Linked DNA regions of Homo sapiens: region 2 is linked to region 1. Evidence: read pairs that join two places in POLR2A ChIA-PET (ENCODE). Cell type or tissue: OCI-LY7. All regions are shown on one strand. Links, peaks and the distances in the headings refer to the core of each region. The heading gives the core; the rest is flanking DNA. Region 1 overlaps CDK14 (cyclin dependent kinase 14). Region 2 overlaps CDK14 (cyclin dependent kinase 14).

Region 1 (5,386 bases), core at 256-5,255:
TGATTGGCATCAATTATCTTACAACACCCCCAATTTTTTTGGAAATGTATGCCTGCCAACTCTTTATTTGAAGAGTTATTTGCTTGCTTTGGCAAAATTGACTCTTGATGAGTGTTCCCCTCTTCTAGCATTTGCTACTCACTAAATTTTCCTCGTGTGTGCTGATGGTGGTAAAAACTCTTGTCACCTTTCTAATCTGTTTGGTAAACCTTATCTTTGATACTTCATTATGTAACCATGGGTTCTCAGTTCTCTCTCGACTCTTACCCTGCAGCTTTGTAGTTACAAGGGGAAATATGACAGTGAGAAAGGAAGAAAATCCACAGAGAGAGAAGAGACTGTGCACTGAACTTTTTCATTAAAACTTTTATAAACTATAAATAGCTCCTTTCACCTTTAGTCAAAGGAAATATCAAGAAGGCCTGTAGGGTAGCTCCCTATGGCTGTTTAAAAAGTGTTTGATTTTTATGGAATAGTGCAAAAGCAAATTGCAAAGTCAATAGAAACAGGAATACTGGAGAAGAATTGACAGGAACTGATAAAATTAAGGAGTGACTGAGAAAATGAGTCTGACAGCCCATGGCTGATACAGAAGAAAGTGCCAGACTGATCTGAACCAAGAGAACCAAGACAAGTACAAGCCCTCCTGCAGAAGTACAGGACCCAGGATGGGAGTCTGTGGTTCCTAACAGCTTAGTGCCTGATCACACTTAAACATACATTATGCTTATCACTGGATTGCAATAACGCTTGCTTTACTGAACACTATTCTAAGTAGTTTGTACATCATTTAGCCCTGCAGCAACCCTCTTAGGTATAGGAACTATTCTAAGTATTCCCATAAGATTGGTACCTTGCCCAAGGCTTGGATCAGGAACACAGATTTGTCTGATCCTTGAGTTTACATTATTCTTAATCTAGCTGTTCTGCATCTGACTTTATGTTGAAGTTAGTGCCCCAGTGCACCTGTTTATATGGCTTCATCTGTGATGTTTTCTCTTTCCTCCTTATCAAACCTGTTTTAAACCTTAGAGTTCTGAGTTAAATAACCTTGGTGGGTGTGGCAGGAAATCTCTGAAACAAGGTGGATCCATGCTGCATTGTGATTCCTTGCATTCAGGTGGTCCTGCCAGGGCTGCAATTACTAGGTGCCCTTAGACGGAACTAGTTATGATGGGGTCAGGCAGAAGGTACCTCTGTGTTTCATGTGAGCTGAATCTTTCCTAAATGATTAAGAGAAACAGTGGTTATTGAGGGAATCATGTGCTTCAGGGGAGGACTGATAAAACTAAGTTAATCTATTAGGCCTTTGTATTGTGATAAGTAAAACTTTACTTTCCCTAAATTAGAATAAATATTGGGGAGAGGAAGAGAGAGGTGTAAAGATGGTCTCCAAGTTCCTGGTGACTAGCTGTTGTAACAGTCCCCAAAGCTATATTTTTCTTAACATAGGTGGAAAAAAAGTTTGGTTGTCTGTGTCCAGGGCAACTAGGAAAAAATATGTCTCTGTCGCCAGGCTGGAGTGCAGTGGTGTGATCTTGGCTCACTGCCACCACCGACTCCCTGGTTCAAGTGATTCTCCTGCCTTAGCCTCCCGAGTAGCTGGGATTTTAGGCATGCACCACCATGCCCAGCTGATTTTTGTATTTTTAGTAGAGACGGGGTTTCACCATGTTGGCCAGGATGATCTCAATCTCTTGACCTCGCAGTCCGGCCACCTTGGCCTCCCAAAGTGCTAGGATTACAGGCGTGAGCCACTGTGCCTGGCCTGATAAAACACATCTTTGAACCATATGTTCAAACCGTACTTGGAGTACTTGGCAGAGTACTTGGAGACCCTGGAGTCCATCCAGATAATCTTCTACCAGAGGGGAGAAAAGAACCTTTATTCATAAAGGTTCAAATTACAGAAATCATTCGAATCTTCTAGGCTGTGCTCCTATGATATTACAAAAGTTCTTTGTTGAATTATCAAATTACATCCATATATAGATAATAACTCTGGTGCTAAGAGTGATCATTGCCAGTCTGTGGATATACATGCATCTCCAACCCCCAGCATTTTACTTATTGAATTCTCTGTGACTCTAGTATTCAGAATTTGATTACCTAAAGTGAAAATCTGCCAATTTTGCCTGATCTGTCATTCTGAGGCCTTCTCAACTTGAACTCCCATAGTATTTTTCTCTTACCTTTTCTATGACAATTATTTTCATATTATATTTATTTGTATAAGTATCTGTGAGAGCAGCAGTTGTGTCTCGTTCATCTTTATACCTCCTGTAGTGATTAATACAAAACTCAATAAATGGTTGGTAAATGAATAGAACACAGAAAAAATCTTTCAGTCGTGAAATACAGAAAATGTAGTTTACTTTACAATGTCTTCTTAGCACTTTCTTTACATATTCCACAAATCCCTAGTGTACTTCTTTGGCTTTTTCCAAAATCCCCTCGATATTACTTGTTTAATTTTTAATAACCCTTTTTCCTTCGTGGCCAGAAGCCTTTAAAGGTCAGGATCGGTGCAACAAACCACTTTCAGTTTCACATTTTTTATCACATTTCTTAGCTACTTATGTGTGGCAGTATTTACCAACAATTTGTAGGTGGTATCTATAAGGATAGTCAGTTTATTTCCCATTAGGTACTGTGCCTAAAATTTGAGCATGTGTTACCACAGCAACTTGGATGTCTGGTTAAACTAATTGGTCAAAGCATTCAGGCTTCCTGCAAGTTCAGATAACTGATTAGTAGCTAATGTTCTATGGCTTTCCTCTATAAATTATAAGAATAAAAATGTTAATATAATAATACTCAATTTAGTACAAATTTTTATATAGTTAAGTGTGTGAAGTAGCTTTGTAAAAACCTTGACTGCTATTAAACCCATCCTTTCCTACCATTATATAAGTTAACATCTATCTTGTATCTCCCTTTCCTAGAGTTTAAAACAAGACATCTATTAAGTTATTTATTCTACTTCTGGTGTTAGTGGTTCACAGTAGCTCCGTATCCTTTCTGTACATGTATCCCCATGGGTACCAGCACTCTTGATTATAAGGAGCTGAAAATCAACTTGAAGTGGCTAAAGAAAGAAATAGATTTATTGGGAAGAGAAGTATTGCAGGATAGAAACAAGAGCTGAACAACTGCGCTTTAGAAAGTCAGGCATCCAGCAGAGCTAGCACCTCAGCGGGTGCTATCTCCATGTTATCAGTGCTGTCTGTCTCTATGCTACCCTCATCTCCTAATTTTACTACCTGATGGCTTTAGGGTCTGAGTTGAGCTTCTTTACAGGTCGAGAGACACTGCCACTGGCTGCCTCTAAGCGAATGCTTTCTCTGCTTTGCTACCATCAAGGGTGGAGGGGAGGGGCGCAACTGAGCTCTGGCTGAAAAAGTCCCAGGGAAGGATTACTCTAAGTTGGATTCCTTGTCTGTTCCTGGATAAGGTGCAGCCCTCCTTAGACTGCAGTGGATGGCGTGGGGTGGAAAAACCATTCCCCAGGAAGAGAGAAAAAATGTGCTGGCCATTCCAAACAATTCGGTTCTACTTCTTTTTAAGAAACAGGAACCTATCCTATTTTAATAAACACTCAGGGAAAGCATTCCACAAGGGATGGCAAAAAGGATTCGACTAATATTTGGGTGCTGCTGTTGTCACTATGTTACCGAATACAAAAGGGTTGCAGAGTAGGTTAAAGCATTTCAGAGTTGTTAATATCCCTGTGACTTATGCATGTTTGTAGTGAACCTGATTTCACTCTCACCCAGTGATACTGAACTGTTAAATGATCTATGATGAATCTTCTTTAGCCAAAAGCCTTTTTTTGGTTTTCTTTCTGTTATTGAAGAGCGATGCACACATGGTTTTGGAATGATCTAAATTATATCAGTATTAGCTTGAAAAGGCAAATACTAAAACAATGCCACAGGAAAGTCAATTAAATTATATAGGGATACACATTTTAATTTCAGTTTTTAATGTCTTCAGTTGGTTATCCTTTATTTGTCCTAAATATTTATTGTCGAATATCCAGCACTGTTAACCATTCTTTCCCAAGGGCCTGCTTCCTATTTTATTTCTTAGGTGTATGTAGAGTGAGACAAAAGAAGTATATTACTTAACAAATACTTTTTATTTGAGTATTTTCAAGTATGTACTACATAAGTGGCAAAGGTTTTCTAGATTTAAAACTGTCAAATGTAATTAAAAATTATTTCTGTATGTTTATTTGGCAGGCTCTTTTAAGAGGGTTTTCTTCCTTTTGAGATTTTCCTAATTTTTCAAACTAAGTGAAAATTTGGAAAGCTGGGACAAAGTCCCTAAAAGCAATAAAACTCACTTATAACCCCCAACTAGAAAATATGTTTTCTGTTGTTGTTGTTGTTTTGTTTTTTTTTTCCTTTTCAGAGTTTATTCAGAAACTTAGGTAAGTTTTTGCAAATGAGACTTAGCTTCTTAAGCAGTTTTTTGATAGTCATGGGATTGTAGCCTCTGTCCTCAATGGCATTTTGACACCAGGAAGAGAGAAAATCCTCACATCTTTTCTCAGTGCCATTTGCCTTTCTTCTTGATGCTATCCCAAGGATTTTATGTCTGCCATTGAGGTCTTATAATTTAATTCACATTTCTCAGATCATATTAGTGCTATACATTTGGAACTCTGTGATACTGTTATTTCGTGGATGTGGTCATAATAAAATCACTTTTACATCCGGATCTTCTCCATGCTACACACTTGAGGCATGACACCACATCAGAACTCCAGTTGTGTTTCTGCTTAGGGTGTAAAAATGAAAAACTGTGCCGTGCCCATGTGAATGCCCATGCATTTTAGATATCACCTGAATAAATAAGTAATAAATACATAAATGTGCATGTATATGTATGTAGAAACCATATGTATGGTTGATATATAGAAAACCAGTATCTGTTTTAATGCAGACACAAGTCTTTTGAAACAAGGGTTTGTAATTGAATTAATGAGGAAGCAAAAACTGAGATGCAGACAAATTATTATCCAGGATAATTTGAAACAAGGGTTTGTAATTGAACTAATGGGGAAGCAACAACTGAGATGCAGACAAATTATTATCCAGGATAATTGAGGGCATACAACCAGGAAACACAACATGTAGGGATGAGGACATTTATTTCATAAAAAGGAGTAGGCTGAGCCAGCAGCGGTGGTGCACACCTGTAATCCCTGCTCTTTGGGAGGCCAAGGAGGGTGGATCACTTGAGCCCAAGAGTTTGAGACCAACCTGGGCAACATGGCAAAATCCTGTCTCTACAAAAAATACAAAAATTAGCTGGGCATGGTGGCATGCACCTGTGGTTCCAATTACTCAGCAGGCTGAGGTGCTGAGTGGGAGGATCA
Region 2 (5,386 bases), core at 156-5,155, 56 kb after region 1:
TAAAAATTAACTCAAGATGGATTGAAGATTTAAACGTAAGACCTCGAAACTCTAAGAATCCTAGAAGAAAATTTAGGAAACATCGTCTGAGCATCGGCCTTTGGAAACGATTTATGACTAAGTTCACAAAAGCAATTGCAACAAAAGCCAAAATTGATAAGTGGGACCTAATTGAAGAGTTTCTGCACAGCAAAATAAACTATCAACAGAGTAAACAGAATGGGAGAAAATATTCAGAAACTGTGTATCTGACAAAGATCTGATATCTAGAATCTCTGAGGAACTTACACAATTTAACGAGCAATAACCAAATAACTCCATAAAAAGTGAGCAAAATACATGAACAGAAACAGACACTTCTCAAAAGAAGACATTCAAGCGGCCAACAAACATGAAGAAATGCTCCACTCACTAATCATCAGAAAAATACAAATCAAAACCGTAATGAGATACCATCTCAAATCAGTTAGAATGGCTATTATTAAAAGTCAAAAACAGGTGCTGGGAAGGCTGTGTAGAAAAGGGAACGCTTATACACTGCTGGTGAGAATGTAAATTAGTTCAGCCACTGTGGAAATCAGTTTGGAGATTTCTCAAAGAACTTAAAACAGGAACTGTCATTCATCCCAGCAGTCTCATTACTGGGTATATATCCAAAAGAAACGAAATTGTTCTACCAAAAAGACACATGCAGTTTTATGTTAATTACAGCACTATTCACGATAGCAAAGCTGTGGAGTCAACCTACATGCCCATCAGTAGTGAATTGGATTAAAAAAATGTGGTACATATACACCACAGAATATTGCACAGCCATTAAAAAGAATGAAATCGTGTTCTTTGCAGCATCATGGATGCAGCTGGAGGCCATTATCCTAAGTGAATTAACACAGGAACAGAAAACCAAATATTGCATGTTTTCACTTGTAAGTGGGAGCTAAGCATTGGGTACACTTGGACATAAGTTGGGAACAATAGACACTGGAGACTGCTGAGTGGGGTTGCTAAGGAAGGGGGAAAAGGGTTGAAAAACCTTTGGGTACTATACTTACTACCTGCATGACAGGATCATTCATATCCCATACCTCAGAATCATGCAATATACTAATATGATAAACCTGTACATGTAGCCCCGTAATCTAAAATGAAAGTTGAAATTACTTAAAAAGTATTTTTTTAAGAAAATTTGAATGAATAGTCAGCATGATAAGGGATAAAAAACAAAATCCAGAGGACTGTTAATAACCATATTGCTTGAGAATTTTGGAATGTCAAAGTAATGGTCTAAATGATTGAGTTAATTTTAATAGGGGTTGTGCCCCATATTTTAATTTTCTTTCCTAAAGAAAAATAGCAGTACTTTACCATATAAAAATTACTTGTACTAAATTTAGTGTCAATAACATGATAACTACCCTTTATTAAGCAATTATTTTGTGTACAATATAGTACATCCCTTTGTCTCATTTACTCCTCACAATGCCGTATGAGGTGGGTCCCATTATTGTCATCTTCATTTAACAGTCAGGAATCTTAGGGCTTAGAGAGGTTTAGCATCTTGCCTATGTTCACACAGGTAGTTAGTGGCAAAGTTTGTTTAGCTCATTCCCATCTGGTGGCTTGAAGCTATCATTTTCCTAATCAGTACACCATTACTGCTTCCATAGTGCAAGACCTTGGAAAGATGTGATCCTCTCTGAATATTCCAAATAGTTCTCACATATACTCTGACTTGTTTTAATTATGACTCAAATAGAAGCAAACACTATTTCTTTATAAGAAAACGAACCACTTGGAAGTTCCTATCCATTGAAGATGTGCTCAGCTGATCTCCAGATGTGTTAATAACTCTATTAAATTTTTATCTTGAAGATTTATTTCAAAATCTTGGAGATAGTTGAAGAATTTTTCATTTATTATGCCTGAATAAAAGAAAGACTTTAAAAGTACCTATAATCTTTGAGAAAGATTGTTCTGGACGGTTAATAGTTTTCACTCTAGTAGGTATTAATTTATCTTGTTAGCATTTCTTGAGCAGTTTCAAGCCTCCTGGTCACATGTAGTACTTCCTTTCCTCCAGGTGGAGAGGAAAGCCATTGCCTAGTTACCTGCTTTAAGAGATGACAGGCTCCCTGGCTTTGCTTGCTTTAAGGTGGCTAAGTCAGGCTGAAGAATAACAGCTACATGTCATATAGCAGGACTTGAGAGCTAAGTTTGGTGTGTCCCTATAGTGCTATATAATTTAAATAGCCAACTAATTGTTGGGATCCCTGTTCCAATACTCCTCACCATTCTCTCATAAATGTCTGCATCCCACCTGCCATCTTTAAACATAATCTTTTGCATCCTCCCCAGAAACAGCTCTCATTATCTTGCAGTGAAGCTGTCTGGCATTTGTAGAGATACTTGTGATTTTCAGTTTGTGAGCATTTTACACATATGTGTTGGTTTACAGGTGTCATGTTTGGATTTTACCATAAGCTTCATTGTATTAGTTTGCTAGGGCTTGAAATAACAATGTCCCACAATCTGGGTGGCTTAAGCTACATGTACTTTCTCAGTTCTAGAGGCTAGAAGTCTGAAATCAAGGTGTCTGCAGGGTAGGTTCCTTCTGAGGATTGTTAGGGAGAATCTGTTCCATGCCTCTGTCCTAGCTTCTGGTGGTGTGCTGGCAATTTTGGGCATTCCTGGCTTGCAGGTGCATCACCCCTCTTGTTGCCTTCTCCACATGGCATTCTTCCAGTGTGTGTGTGTGTGTGTGTGTGTGTGTGTGTGTGTGTGTGTCTGTGTGTGTCTGTGTCCAAGTTTTCCCTTTCTGTCAGGACATGAGTTATATTTGATTAAGGTCCACCCTAATGATCTCATTTTGATTTGATTGCCTCCATAAATGACTCATTTCAAAAAAAAATGCATTCTGAGGTGCTTGGGGTTAGAACTTCAACATATCTTTTTGAACAGTTCAATCCATAACACTTACTAGTGTCAAACCTCACTAACTTGGCATTGCATTCATGACAGTGTTGTTCTTTTTCTGCCTGTAATACGTGTCATTCATCCTTTACCTATTGGTTCTTTTTAAAGTACAAACAAAGGATATTTATTTGCCCCATCAAGAGATTTGTGTAATTCTTTTTTTTTTTTTTGTTTGAGACAGGGTCTCACTCTGTCGCCCAGGCTGGAGTGCGGTGGTGCATGCAGTCTTGGCTCACTGCAACCTCTGCCGCTGAGGCTTAACCGATTCTCATGCCTCAGCACCCCCGAGTAGCTGGGACTACAGGCACGTGCCACCACACCCAGCTAATTTTCATATTTTTTTGTAGAGACGGGGTTTTGCCATGTTGCCCAGACTGGTCTCGAACTCCTGAACTAAAGTGATCCACCCACCTCGGCTTCCCAAAATGTTGGGATTACAGACATGAGCAACCATGCCCAGTGGGTGTGTGTAATTCTTGATTGTGGAGTAGTTGCTATTAGGCATAGTTTAGAAGCTTGAGGAGGAATAGAAAGTGTTTTTAATTATTCTTGATTCTTTTGGATCTCTTATCCATGTAGGAACACATACACTGGAGAGAAGTTAACTGAGATTCCTATACAGGTAGTCTGCTTTGTAGTGAGCTTGGCTTCTAACAAATGGCTGGTTAACCCTGTTCACATCAACATACAAAACTCACAAATATGCTTTTAAGAAAAAGCTTTGAACTTACCACATTCTCATATTTGAGTAGAAAGTTTTTGTTTTTTGATCAGTGTTCTCCAGATTTCTTCTCTGTCTCTCTCTCTGTCTTTGTCTTTCACTGTCTCTTTGTCTCTCTCTCTCTCTCTCTGTTTTTATGTTTAGATGGGGGGTGGCAGTTATCATTACTTCTGACTGCTGACTGCTGATCTCTCTTCTGGTTTGGTTTTCTGATTATGTTCTCTCTTCTAAATTCCTGTAGCATTTAATATAGGATTAAAAAATTATGCATCGTATAATACTTTGGAAAATTAAAATATATGGCATTTTAAAATGTCTTTAATTCAGCACCTTGAAATCATCTTTTTACCTCTCAGTTTACCAAGGACTTCTGTATATTCAGAGATGTGTTAATATTTTTTGAACTTATTCAACTAGTGATGAATATTCATTGTATTGTTTATAATTATGCCTTTTTTATGCTGTCGGTGAAAAAGAGGTGACTCAGATGAGGATTCTGCCCTCGGGAAACTTAATCTTGAAGGGAGATGGTACAAATACATAAGTAATTCTATATAAATGAAGATGTATCAATACTATATTCTATATAAGCTAGAACGTAGTGAGAAAGGCCCAGGTACACAGTGGCTCGTGCCTGCTATCCCAGCACTTTGCAAGGGCAAGGCGGGTGGATCACCTGAGGCCAGGAGTTCGAGACCAGCCTGGCCAACATGGTGAAAGCCTGTCCCTCTTAAAAATAGAAAAATCAGCTGGGTGTGGTGGCATGCACTTACAATCCCAGCTACTCGGAAGGCTGAGGCACGAGAGTCACTCAAACCCGGGAGGCAGAGGTTGCAGTGAGTCGAGATTGCACTATTGCACTCCAGCCTGGGTGACAGAGCGAGACTCTGTCTAAAAAAAAAAAAAAAAATCGTAAAACAAAAACATCCAGGTAAAATGGTGTGGGGTTTCAAAGGGAATGAAGAGAGGATGATGTTGACTAAAGTATTTTAAATGTTTTCTCTCCAGTGGCCACTGATTGAGTTTAGAAGCCACATCTTTGTGTGCTTTTAAATCAAGCTTCCCTCATCACTATGTGTCTTTGTGGAATCCTTGGCACTGTTCCCTTTTGGGGCTTACTCCTTCCCCCCAAGCAAATATAATGAGATATTCACTCATTGGTTATCAGACTCTCCACTAAATTTGTTGAACTTTGAGGGCCTTAAGCTAAAAGTAAACAGATTCACTTTGATTATTGTGGTAGTTTTGGTTAAGCAAAAGTGTTTTGTTTGAGTATTGAAGTGGAATTGGCTTTAAGCAATATGATCTGGGAGGATTGGTGGTTTGCTTATGCAAGGGCACCCATGAATACCTGGTTGTTGAAAATAAGAGCTACTACCTCTCACAACCTCAAGACCCAAAGTTGAGACATAGTGGGACCCATATTCTCCTCAATGTACTTTGATCTGCTGGTAGATCACACCTGAGTCCCCCAGGTTCTGCACCCTACCTCAAGTAGTGAGTGGGTATGAGTCTTTGCTCTCCCTGGGGCAGGGTCCTCTCCTTTCTTTCCTACTGAATCTAGGGGGTATGTGAGTCTATAGCTGCTTTTGATTTTCTCAGACTTCACATGCCATTTAGAGGAAAAACAGCTTGCTCTTTGTTCTGCTTCTAGAATTGGAGTATTCAGACTAAGTTGTCCCACAGATGATC

What was found. ChIA-PET counts read pairs that join two places held together with the same protein. Peaks named below come from ENCODE experiments on the same cell type or tissue, not always from the same donor. Only the 100,000 strongest peaks of a DNase experiment are listed, where the experiment ranks them.
Region 2: POLR2A ChIA-PET joins it to region 1 with 12 read pairs; 6 of 35 experiments call an interaction of 5 or more read pairs at or near these places.

Annotation. Positions count from the first base shown.
Region 1 is chr7:90,698,623-90,704,008 of GRCh38, forward strand. The region is part of intron 2 of CDK14 (cyclin dependent kinase 14); the gene reads left to right. Among named protein-coding and RNA genes, the nearest start is that of CDK14, 100 kb to the left of the region's middle. In OCI-LY7, for the core only: no CTCF peak of the experiment used is centred there; no DNase peak of the experiment used is centred there; H3K4me3 peaks cover 599 bases.
Region 2 is chr7:90,754,468-90,759,853 of GRCh38, forward strand. The region is part of intron 4 of CDK14 (cyclin dependent kinase 14); the gene reads left to right. Among named protein-coding and RNA genes, the nearest start is that of CDK14, 160 kb to the left of the region's middle. In OCI-LY7, for the core only: a CTCF peak has its summit at 2,087; DNase peaks (open chromatin) are centred at 554, 2,104, 2,484 and 3,224; H3K4me3 peaks cover 3,276 bases; H3K27ac peaks cover 4,712 bases.